Linked DNA regions of Homo sapiens: region 2 is linked to region 1. The links are chromatin contacts, found by Hi-C or POLR2A ChIA-PET in ENCODE. All regions are on one chromosome and are shown on one strand. The core of a region is the stretch at or near the end of the contact, and the rest is flanking DNA. Distances in the headings are between cores, read along the strand shown.

What was found. A loop is a pair of places that touch in the nucleus more often than their neighbours do. ChIA-PET counts read pairs that join two places held with the same protein, here RNA polymerase II (POLR2A). Pooled maps may share reads with other maps.
Region 2: a loop to region 1 is called in a pooled map, with 2.3 times the contacts of the local background. The contact joins two enhancer-like sites. A Hi-C loop is called at or near these places in 3 of 50 pooled maps. POLR2A ChIA-PET finds 5 or more read pairs at or near these places in 6 of 52 experiments (A549, AG04449, BJ and 3 more).

The regions. Positions count from the first base shown.
Region 1 is chr1:203,308,186-203,314,003 of GRCh38, forward strand. It overlaps BTG2 (BTG anti-proliferation factor 2), which reads left to right. Exons shown (of 2, transcript NM_006763.3): 2 at 1-1,417. Among named protein-coding and RNA genes, the nearest start is that of BTG2, 5.6 kb to the left of the region's middle. RefSeq lists an enhancer at 1-496 and a cis regulatory region at 3,500-4,095. Within about 2 kb of position 1,731, at least 3 of the 41 ENCODE cell types and tissues checked have a DNase peak (open chromatin) inside an H3K27ac peak, as active enhancers do.
Region 2 is chr1:203,436,784-203,442,965 of GRCh38, forward strand. No RefSeq gene overlaps it. Among named protein-coding and RNA genes, the nearest start is that of BMNCR, 32 kb to the left of the region's middle. RefSeq lists an enhancer at 4,156-4,365. Within about 2 kb of position 4,193, at least 10 of the 41 ENCODE cell types and tissues checked have a DNase peak (open chromatin) inside an H3K27ac peak, as active enhancers do.

The DNA.
Region 1 (5,818 bases), core at 481-2,980:
TTGCTAGTGCTGCTTTGTGTGTATGTGTGGCAAATAATTTGGGGGTGATTTGCAATGAAATTTTGGGACCCAAAGAGTATCCACTGGGGATGTTTTTTGGCCAAAACTCTTCCTTTTGGAACCACATGAAAGTCTTGATGCTGCTGCCATGATCCCTTTGAGAGGTGGCTCAAAAGCTACAGGGAACTCCAGGTCCTTTATTACTGCCTTCTTTTCAAAAGCACAACTCTCCTCTAACCCTCCCCTCCCCCTTCCCTTCTGGTCGGGTCATAGAGCTACCGTATTTTCTAGGACAAGAGTTCTCAGTCACTGTGCAATATGCCCCCTGGGTCCCAGGAGGGTCTGGAGGAAAACTGGCTATCAGAACCTCCTGATGCCCTGGTGGGCTTAGGGAACCATCTCTCCTGCTCTCCTTGGGATGATGGCTGGCTAGTCAGCCTTGCATGTATTCCTTGGCTGAATGGGAGAGTGCCCCATGTTCTGCAAGACTACTTGGTATTCTTGTAGGGCCGACACTAAATAAAAGCCAAACCTTGGGCACTGTTTTTTCTCCCTGGTGCTCAGAGCACCTGTGGGAAAGGTTGCTGTCTGTCTCAGTACAATCCAAATTTGTCGTAGACTTGTGCAATATATACTGTTGTGGGTTGGAGAAAAGTGGAAAGCTACACTGGGAAGAAACTCCCTTCCTTCAATTTCTCAGTGACATTGATGAGGGGTCCTCAAAAGACCTCGAGTTTCCCAAACCGAATCACCTTAAGAAGGACAGGGCTAGGGCATTTGGCCAGGATGGCCACCCTCCTGCTGTTGCCCCTTAGTGAGGAATCTTCACCCCACTTCCTCTACCCCCAGGTTCTCCTCCCCACAGCCAGTCCCCTTTCCTGGATTTCTAAACTGCTCAATTTTGACTCAAAGGTGCTATTTACCAAACACTCTCCCTACCCATTCCTGCCAGCTCTGCCTCCTTTTCAACTCTCCACATTTTGTATTGCCTTCCCAGACCTGCTTCCAGTCTTTATTGCTTTAAAGTTCACTTTGGGCCCACAGACCCAAGAGCTAATTTTCTGGTTTGTGGGTTGAAACAAAGCTGTGAATCACTGCAGGCTGTGTTCTTGCATCTTGTCTGCAAACAGGTCCCTGCCTTTTTAGAAGCAGCCTCATGGTCTCATGCTTAATCTTGTCTCTCTTCTCTTCTTTATGATGTTCACTTTAAAAACAACAAAACCCCTGAGCTGGACTGTTGAGCAGGCCTGTCTCTCCTATTAAGTAAAAATAAATAGTAGTAGTATGTTTGTAAGCTATTCTGACAGAAAAGACAAAGGTTACTAATTGTATGATAGTGTTTTTATATGGAAGAATGTACAGCTTATGGACAAATGTACACCTTTTTGTTACTTTAATAAAAATGTAGTAGGATAAACTTGTGTGGTGTAGAGAAGTTAAAATCCTCACGTTGTACATTTGTGTTTCCCTTTCAGATCCAAATCCTTTCTTTGTGTTTAATAGTATTTCTCCTCACTTGCACTCAGACAATCTATAGCATGTGGGTGGTATAAAAGAAAAATCTGGTTGTATGGCTGGGCCATTTCCAAGCATCCCCTCTTTCCTGGAAAGTAGCTCCTTACTTCCCTCCGTTTTGTTTGTTTGTTTGTTTGTTTTGAGACAGTTTTGTCACTCAGGCTGGAGTGCAGTGGTGCAATCTCAGCTCATTGCAACCTCTGCCTCCTGGGCTCAAATAATTCTCCCACCTCTGCCTCTTGAGTAGCTGAGATTGCAGGCATGTGCCATCAGGCCCAGCTGATTTTTGTATTTTTTGTAGGGACGGGGTTTTGCCATGTTGTCCAGGCTGGTCTCAAACTCCTAAGTTCAAGTGATCCCCCTGCCTCTGCCTCCGAAAGTGCTGGGATTACAGGCGTGAGCCACCGCGCCCAACCTACTTCCACCTTTAATGAGGATTCTAATTTCCCTGTGAAGATGCTAGAAGTAACAGGGTTCTAGTCTGAACATTCCCTAGTCTAGCCAGATCTCCATCTTATGCATCTTGTTTTTGATAGTCGTTCATTTCATTCATTCATTCATTCAGTCAGTTATTCATTTAGCAAGCATGTATTGTCAGTAAGTGCTAGGCACTGAACTTATTAAAAATCCTTGAGACACAGCCTGTCTCACAGACCAGGGTTTGGTAAGCAGCGGGTAATGAACTCCTTCCCAGGCTAAGGCAGGATTGTTGGCAATTCCCAGAAAAGGTGCTCTTGTCATCTCTGGGGCTGTCATTTGCTATCCACCATACTTGTCTTGTTAGACAAGAGCAGCTAGGCCTCAGGATCTATGCACTGGAGCTGAATGCCAATGCTACAGGTTAGCTAGAGAGCAGCTACTTCTGACAGCAAACACTGGAGTGAGAGCCAAAAGTTTGTTACCAATTTGTAACTCCCTTTGGTTACATGCAAGGAAATAACAGTTTTTATCTTCCCTGACTTTTGAGTTCTTTCCATGAGATTTTTGACACAAGCCCAGAGTTTCCCACTGAGGGCAAGTACATTCCCAGCCTGGTCTAGTTTTTTCTTGGCTGTAGGTGAGCTGTATTTATTTGTTTATTTATTTATTTCTTTTCTTTTCTTTTTTGAGACGTAGTCTCACTCGCTCTTGTCGTCCAGGCTGGAGTGCAGTAGTACGATCTTGGCTCACTGCAACCTCCGCCTTCCGGGTTCAAGTGATTCTCCTGCCTCAGCCTCTGGAGTAGCTGGGATTACAGATGCCTGCCACCATGCCTGGCTAATTTTTGTACTTTTAGTAGAGACGGGGTTTCACCATGTTAGCCAGGATGGTCTCGAACTCCTGACCTGAGGTGATCCACCCTCCTCGGCCTCCCAAAGTGCTGGGATTACAGGTGTGAGCCACCGCAGCTGGCGGTGACCTGTATTTAAACTAAACTTTACACATGTTGCTTCATATACAGTGACAACTCCCCCAACTTCATTTCTTACCTCCATGACCTTTATCAACAAACATACAGTTTTCCCTAGATGTGCTATGTTGGAAGTAGCCCAGGGAGGCTGTGTGTGCTATGCCTGTGTTGAGTGAGGAGGGTAGGGGAGCCAGGGATGGGGTTAGGGAAGGCCAGGTCATCTGTATCATAAATAGAATTTGGTTAAGACTCATTGTATCAAGGGGTTGTTACTGAAAGGAGTAGTCCCATTTTTATTTGTAGCTTCTGAAATAAATGTCCTAGACACTTGTTTAAAAAGACCTACTTTTTTGGATGTAAGGACAGGGTTAGTTAGGGTTGAGGAATTTTTGCCCACCCTCTTTTGAGTGTATGGTACAAAGTCAGCATCTATCTTCCTGATTCCTAAAAGGCCTAGCTCATGAAGGATATTTCCTTGTTTAGTGGAAAGCCTGAAATTCGGGGAAGGTTGTCTGGAGACTGAGGGGACCCTTCACCCACGTGTGTCTTCAAGTCAGGGAAGCCACAGCATGGCAGATTCACCTCAGGGCCACTCTCGGCTGTTGGTAAACTAGTAGTCCCTCAATTTACATGAGAGGGTTCTGTGGTCAAGCAATGTGTTTTCTTTTTTGATATGAACCAATTTCAGTAGAACTGGAGCATACCCATTGGCTACCTGGGGTTACAGGGGCTCTGGCCTGAAATTGCTTGAAGAGTTGCAGTTGGTGGCTTTCATGTGTTCAGGGACTAGGCATTGGTTGGTCTGTTCTGCTTCCATCTTCTCCACTTGGTAAGCAGTGCCAGCCTGGGAGACCTGTGGTCAGTCAGCTGTTTTTGAATGATAATGCACCTCCCCAGAGAGTGTAGACAAGGCTCTGCATGCTGCAGATTAAGAGCCCATCCTGGATCCTGATAAGGAGTTCTGGGTGGAGGAGTCCTTGGTGCTGCAACAAACAAGTCCCAGGAGGAAGAAACCCACTTCTGTAGGCCTGACTCCTGTAAGGAGCCTTTGGTAAGGAAGGTGAGGACTCAGGTGTCCTGGCTTCCAGGCCAACACAGCATCCCTGGCCCAACAAAGATTGGTGCAACAGAAAGAGTTCTGGACTGGGAGGAAGAATGTATGGGTTGTGGTCCTGGTACTTCTTAACTAGCCATGTGAGTCTGGACAAGCTCCTCAGCTTTTCTGTCTTAAAAATTAGGGAGTTGGCTGGGTGCAGTGGCTCATGCCTGTAATCCCAGCACTTTGGGAGGCCGAGGCAGATGGATCACTTGAGGCCAAGAGCTCAAGACCAGCCTGGCCAACATGGTGAAACCCTGTCTCTACTAAAAATACAAAAATTAGTCAGGTGTAGTGGTGCGTGCCTGTAGTCCCAGCTACTTGGGAGGCTGAGGCAACAGAATCACTTGAACCCGGGAGGCAGAGGTTGTAGTAGCCGAGATTGAGCCACTGCACTGTAGCCTGGGCGACAAAGCAAGACTCCGTCTTAAAAAACAAAAAAAAAAAACTGGGAATGGTGGCTCATGCCTGTAATCTCAGCATTTTGGGAGGCTGAGGTGGGCGAATCACGAGGTCAGGAGTTCGAGACCAGCCCGGCCAACATGGTGAAACCCCGTCTCTACTAAAAATACAAAAAATTAGCTGGGCATAGTGGCGGGTGCATGTAATCCCAGCTACTTGAGGCAGGAGAATCACTTGAACCCGGGAGGCCAAGGTTGCAGTAAGCCAAGATTGCGCCACTGCACTCACTCCAGCCCGGGCAACAGAGTGAGACGCCGTTTAAAAAAAAAAAAAAAAAAAAAAATTAGAGTTTTGGATTAAATGACCTACGTTCTTTTCTTTGGCTATTTATTTATTTATTTATTTATTGAGACAAGGTTGCACTCTGTTGCTCAGGCTGTAGTATAGTGGTATGATCACAGCTCACTGCGGCCTTCATCTCCGAGGCTCAGGTGATCCCCCTGCCTCAGCTTCCCAAGTAGCTGGGACTACAGGTGTGAGCCACCTCTCCTGGCTAATTTTTTGTTATTTTTTTTAGAGATGGGGTCTTGCTATGTTGCCTGGGCTGGTCTCAAACTCCTGGCGTCAAGTAATCCTCCTGTCTTAGCCTCCCAAACTGCTGGGATTACGGTTCTTGCCCAGCCTTTTTCAGCTTTTGATTCTAAATCATCCATCCCCATTATACTGCCAATCACTGGGGGGGCAAATTAGCACCATTATTATCATTATTTTCAATTAGTTGAACTGAAAGGTAAGGTAATTTGGGCTGAGAAGTACAGTAATTAATAATCTTTTGCTTGGGTCAGACTCCTGCCTGTTAAGGTTTCAGTTTGCAAACACTGTGAAGCAGTACTACAAAGAGGTTAGGAGCTCAGGCTCTGGTGTTAGGCTCCCTAGGGAGGTTTAATCTCAGCTCTACCACCCACCTATCCACTGTGCAACCTGGTGGCTAGTGACTTTAGCCAAGCCTCAATTTCCCCCTTTGTAAAATGGAATGAAGAATATAACCAACTTAAAAATGTTGTTACGAAGATTAAATGAGAGCCATAATCTACTTATAATTGTCCTGGCACAGGTAAGTACTCGATAAAAAGAGAATACTTGTTCTTTCTTTCTTTTTCTTTTCTTTTCTTTTTTTTTTTTTTGAAACAGAGTTTCGTTCTTGTTGCTCAGGCTGGAGTGCAGTGGCATGATCTCTGGTCACTGCAACCTCTGCCACCTCGGTTCAAGAGATTCTCCTGCCTCACATGGGCAAGGACTTCATGACCAAAACACAAAAAGCAATGGCAACAAAAACCAAAATAGACAAATGGGATCTAATTAAACTAAAGAGCTTCTGCACAGCGAAAGAAACTACCATCAGAGTGAACAGGCAA
Region 2 (6,182 bases), core at 2,943-5,442, 130 kb after region 1:
AACAAATTTACAAGAAAAAATCAAACAACCCATTCAAAAAGTGGGCAAAGGATATGAACAGACACTTCTCAGAAGAAGACATTTATGCAGCCAACAGACACATGAAAAAATGCTCATCATCACTAGCCATCAGAGAAATGCAAATCAAAACCACAATGAGATACCATCTCACACCAGTTAGAATGGCGATCATTAAAAAGTCAGGAAACAACAGGTGCTGGAGAGGATGTGGAGAAATAGGAATACTTTTACACTATTGGTGGGACTGCAAACTAGTTCAACCATTGTGGAAGACAGTGAGGCGATTCCTCAGGGATCTAGAACTAGAAATACCATTTGACCCAGCGATGCCATTACTGGGTATATACCCAAAGGACTATAAATCATGCTGCTATAAAGACACATGCACACATATATTTATTGAGGCACTATTCACAATAGCAAAGACTTAGAACCAACCCAAATGTCCATCAATGATAGACTGGATTAAGAAAATGTGACACATATCCACCATGGAATACTATGCAGCCATAAAAAGGATTAGTTCATATCCTTTGAAGGGACATGGATGAAGCTGGAAACCATCATTCTGAGCAAGCTATTGCAAGGACAGAAAACCAAATACCTCGGGTTCTCATTCATAGGTGGGAATTGAACAATGAGAACACATGGACACAGGGTGGGGAACATCACACACCGGGGCCTGTCGTGGGGTGAGGGGAGCGGGGAGGGATAGCATTAGGAGATATACCTAATGTAAATGATGAGTTAATGGATGCAGCACACCAACATGGCACATATATACATATGTAACTAACCTGCATGTTGTGCACATGTACCCTAGAACTTGAAGTATAATTAAAAAAAAAAAAAAAAGAAGAAGAAGAAGAAGAAGAAAAGAAAGGTCAGGCCGCTTAGAGCAACAAGCCCCTCCTGATTTACAAGATTCGGTCCGCGCTGCGAGTTTTGGGATTCCACCGAAATCCTTTGGCCCATCCTGCAGTGGCTTGGCACCGGGTTTGTTTTCCAGGCAGATTGCCTCCACCTGCCCTGGAATTTTTCTGGCAATGAGGCCAGCACAGTCAAGGAGAGGGGTCTGGGAGAAGGAGAGCTAGTAGCACCCACCCTGTGGAATGGCAGGAGGCTCTACAGGTCCCTTTGGCATTTGTCAGAGGAGCTAGGAAGGCGGCCTCAACTTCCACCTGTCCCCTCATCCTACTTCTCCCGGGAGCAGGCAGCTGGGTCAGCCAGCCATCAGGATCCAATACAGACTCACCCTAGCTGTTTGGTTTCAGTCTGCCCAGGACGGCAGCTGGAGCTGCGGTGTGGTGGGCAGAGATAAGGTCTCCGCCAGAGGCGGGCATTGAGCAGGGCTGAGATGTCTGGGCGGGAATGGGATGTGGGAGGGGCCACCCTAATATGCGGGATATCATCAGTCCGCTGCCCATCTGAAAAGAAAAGACAGGGACAGGGGCACAGAGAGAGGGGTGGGGGTAGTTCTAAAAGCCCAGGGGAAGGAGAAAAGGAGGAGAAATCAGGATATTGAAGAAAAAATAAACAGATATGGTGGAAAAAGAAGGGAAGAAGGAAAAAAATATTTTTGCATCCTCCTGGAAAGCAAAACAGAGAAAATAACTTCATTCCTAAATTGCAGTAGGAAGTATTGGGCTAGATGGGAGGAAGAAGAGAGGCCCTACCTAACTTTTATCCACTAGCCTGAGTTATACAGTGAAATGCCTTCTTTAGAAGTTCCAGGATAGGATGAAATGCTTTAGAGGGAAGAGAGGGGTCAGCCCTAAATACATGCAGGGAAGTGGGCCAAAAGACCTCTGAGAGGCCCTTCTAAGTAGACCTTAAGATTTTCTAAGAGGGAAAAGACAGAGAAGGCAAAACAACTCTAAGAACCAGAGGAAGGGGCAGAACTGACATTTATTGAGAGCCACCATATCAAGCACAGGGCTGGGCACGCTGCAGACATTATCCCATCTGTAATTCACACTCCAGCCCTCCAAAGTAGGTGCTATTTCTCTGTTTCACAAGTGGGTAATTTGAGTAATATACAAGGCTCTCTTAGTTGAATGGCAATTAAGTAGCAGAATCAGGATTTGAACTCAGGTTTGACACAAATATCCATGGTCTTTCTACCAGGCTCCTTCTTGGGAATGGGCAGTTGGAGGATTCTTACTGGTGGTAGAGGAAGCTGAAATGGTATAATGGAGAGAAGACTGAACCTCAAAGACCAAGGTCAAACAACTGGATCCAACAAGTAAATGATGTCCTGTGACCTTGGACAAATAATTTCCATATCACAGTCTCAGTTTCCCATCTTATAAAGTGAGGGTGGGGGCTAGATGCTCTCTAAAGCCTTTTCCACCTCTGAGCATATGGAATTTAGCTGGAAACTGACTTCCCATTTACTACTGTAGCTTCTCATTTCCTACTGCTGGTATTATGTAATCTTCTGGGCATAAGCTCTAGGTGTGAGAACCGTTCCTGCAGCCTGTTCAAGATTGAAGTCAAGACTGGAAATTATAATGACATTGCCTTAAGTGAGTTTGATCAATGAATAAGTAGTTAACCAAATAAAGAAATAATTCTTTATTAAGCCTCCCATGTGCCCGGTGTGATGTTTAACTGATAATACAAAGGAGAATTGGACTTGATTCTTCAGCTCCAAGGAATTTACAGGCTAATCAGAAATCCACACCCACAAAGGATGTTTGCCAAGTGTGATCAGAAATCACTAACATCTTATGGAAAAGCTTTGAAAGCCATGGCTGCATCAGCCTGCCTCTCCCACTTAGAGACGGGAAAGTTTATGTGAGCCAGGGTCGAGGCTGTTTGGGACTGTGTGATCTCTGTTTTGACGGCTGTGCTTTGCCTCCCTTGATGCTGGCTGCCTCTCACACATTGCTGAAGCCGTAGTTAATTGTCTCTGACTGTAATCGATCATCTCGGAGTGGGGAATCTGGTGCACTGGAACATGACCAGTCTAGGACCATGACCATGGTTCAGTCTAGGACCTGTCTAGGGGGAGACAGACCAGGAATAACAATTCATGGGGATGGCATGAGCATGCGGCAAGCAGAGAGAGGCATGTTGCACTTAGGAACAGTGACCAACCTGACTTCAGAAGGTGAGGTCCTCGCAGGAGAGACCACTGGTGTCAGGAGAGATCAATGGTGTCAGGAGGAGCTGGAGAGACAGGGAGAGGTACAGGTGGAGGCCTTCCTGGCAGAGGGGAGGAGAGTTGTTCACAGGCCTGGAGGAGAGAGAGCAAGGGTCTTGTCCCATGGATTGCAAATAAATGCTTGAGTCAGCTGGAATAGAGGACCAGGGTGCTGTGGGAAGAGGCAGTAATGAAGGGTGGGCAGAGCCAGATGAGAAGGATCTTGCGAGTGAACCGGGGGGCCTGGCTTTATCCTGAGAGTAACAAAGGAGCTGTTCCCCATGCTCCTGTCTAGAACAGCCTACTGTGGACTGTCCCCTTCCTTACCTCTCCTTTTAGGGCTCTCTGCCGCACAGGATACATTCCTTTCTACTTGGCCTGGTCAAATTCCACCCATCCTCTCTGGGCCCTGTTCAGATTTTCTTTCCTCCAGAAAGCCTTCCTAAACTACCTCATTCCACTAATTCACTCAACAAATGTGTACTGAGCTCCTCCAGCAGGCCAGGCACTGTGCTAGGTGGGCCCACCCTCAGGCAGCTTGCAGGGTGCAGTGGTGCACAACCCTCACTGACATTGCCTCCTGTGATCTCTTCCACGTGCCCAGCCAAGGTGGCTGTCAAGGACACATCCATAAGCAGTCTCCTCTGTCCTCAATAGACAGCTCTTCTTCATCTCTGCATTCTGGGGCTGGCTGGCACAGTGCTGGGCACGTGGGGGTCCTCAGCCCATATTTTAGAGATGTCTGGATTTCCAGCAACATTAAACTGAGTGGAAATTTCTCCCAGCTGACACCCACTCCTTTCCCTATTCTCCCTCTGCAGAGAAGAGAGACGGAAGCTCCAGCAGAACCTTTAGCACCAGGATGCAGAAAGAGAATGAGAAAGAGGGATGGGAGGGGAGGAAATGCCTGGGCTGTGTGCCAGCCCCGCATGCCTTGAGCCAAGCTGGGAGTTCGTGGTCCTCTGTGCTCTGGAATGTGACAGGGGCTTGCCAGGGCATCGTGGAGTGGCTCCTCTGCAAGCCACTCACTCCTCACCCTGGACAGAGCTGTGCTGGCAGCTCCTCCTGGGCCTTCCTTGAAGTGCACGGGTGCCCCACGGTGGACAGAAAGCAGGCCGTGATCTCACTCCTCCTGAAGGCTTTTGTCCCATTAACTAAAGGGCTCAGAAGCCTTTGTCCCCATAGGGTGTTGTTCCTTCCCTTGCATGGAGGTGAGCCTTGGGCTCCATGGTGTAAGAATCCCATGTTAAAGCCCTTTCTCTGACATGTGACCTGGGCTCTCTGGGTTTTTGCCTGACAGCGTGGTACACTCGTCCTCAGGTCAGCCCTGGGTCCCTGTGTCATCCTCTGCCAAATCAGGCAGACACCCACCCCCTTCTCATGGGCGTATCTTGCCCAGTGCAACTTTAAGAACAGAATTCAACTCTTCTGAGATTAGTCTAAATGCCCAGATTGGGGCTGGGGCATCCTGTGAAATTCTTCCACCTTCAGGACCCACTCACTGTCTCCAGAGACGGTCCCTGCTCTAGGCAGAGGCATGGAGAGCAGAGGCAAAGGGAACGGAGGCCAAGGAGCCACAGAGGCTAAGGTGAAGGGCTGAGGCGCAAGGCTGCAGGAGGAGTGGGGTTCTCCCTGACTGAGGCAGAGCCCTGGAATGCTGTGGAATGCAGGAGCCTACATCTTTACATTTTATTTTTTGTTTTTTCCTGAATAACCAGCTATGTGTAGCTGCTGGAAAGACACGGGTGTTCACCCCCCAGAAGCCCTGGGATGGGCAGTTCTATCCCTCTTGGCTCATCTCTGAGCTGTCTGCTGGTCCCTCACCTTCTAGGGCATGAGCCTCCTGGAGGGACACTGCCGGTACCCTACCAAGGAGGCTAAGCTGGAGCGAGAGACAGAGATGCAGCAGGGGAAAACAGCTCCAGCGAGCAGTAACCAAACCGGGAAAGGCCAGGAGGACACAGGATTAGAGACAAGGAGGATGGAGGAAAAAGGCAGCTTGGAGGGATCAAAGGATAAGGGACAGTCCGAGGGCAGGGAAAGTGAGCAGGGGCTATATTTATCCACCAGAGAGAAGGAAGCCTGCAGGCCCTTCCTGAGATCCACGAGCTAGGGGCTGGATTAGGGGCTTCTCATTTCATTTCATTTTCAGTGACACATTCCGCTTAATCCTCATCGCAGCAAGGATCCATGCTGCTGTTACAAGAATCTCGGCCTCTGTAAGGAGTTCAAGTAATTTGCTTGAGTATCCAAGACTAAAGTGATGGAGTGGGGATTTGAATCCAGGTCTGTGTGATTCCAAATGGTCCCTAACCCTCTGTCAGCAGCTTACCTGAGAGAGAGGAGGCTGGATCCACTAGTGGAGACAAGAGAACTTGAGCTCCAGAATTCTAGAATTTTAAGACTGACATCGGGGTCCCCTATACCAGCTCTAGCTCCAGGAGAAATTAGATGCAGTGAGAATAATGTTATGTTTCAGTTAGGTAGCCAATTAATTTTGAGAGGAAGTTAGAAAACCAACCAACCTCTCTCCTCCTCCTTCTTTCCTATCCTCCCTGCCTTCCTCCTTCTATTCCTCTCTCCCACCTTCCTTCCCTGCCTCCCTTCTTCTCTCCCTCTAAATTATTTATGGAGCAATTACATGTCAGGCATGATGTAAAGTCTGAAGAACAAACATGAATAAGGGCCAGTCCGTGCTCTTGGGGAACTCACAATCCCTTGGAATATTTCAGGAACCCGAAGCAGCTCTTTACGCGCCCCTCTCTATCAGTTGTTTTTTCCTTCCTGTCTTTACTTCTGTACTTCTGCGTCCACTATCAGGCCCAGCAAACCTCTTCTCCCTCCAGCCCCAGATCCCTCTGTTTTGAGAAGGGGAAGGTCAAGCTCTTGACAAGCCCCTCCCGTCCCGGGGCTACACTAGAGTGGGCAGTGATGCCACAAACAAGGCTTCTAAAAGCCCCGAGCCTTTGAGCTCCTTGCACTCATCTGGACGCAGCTGGGCCCGGGACAGCCC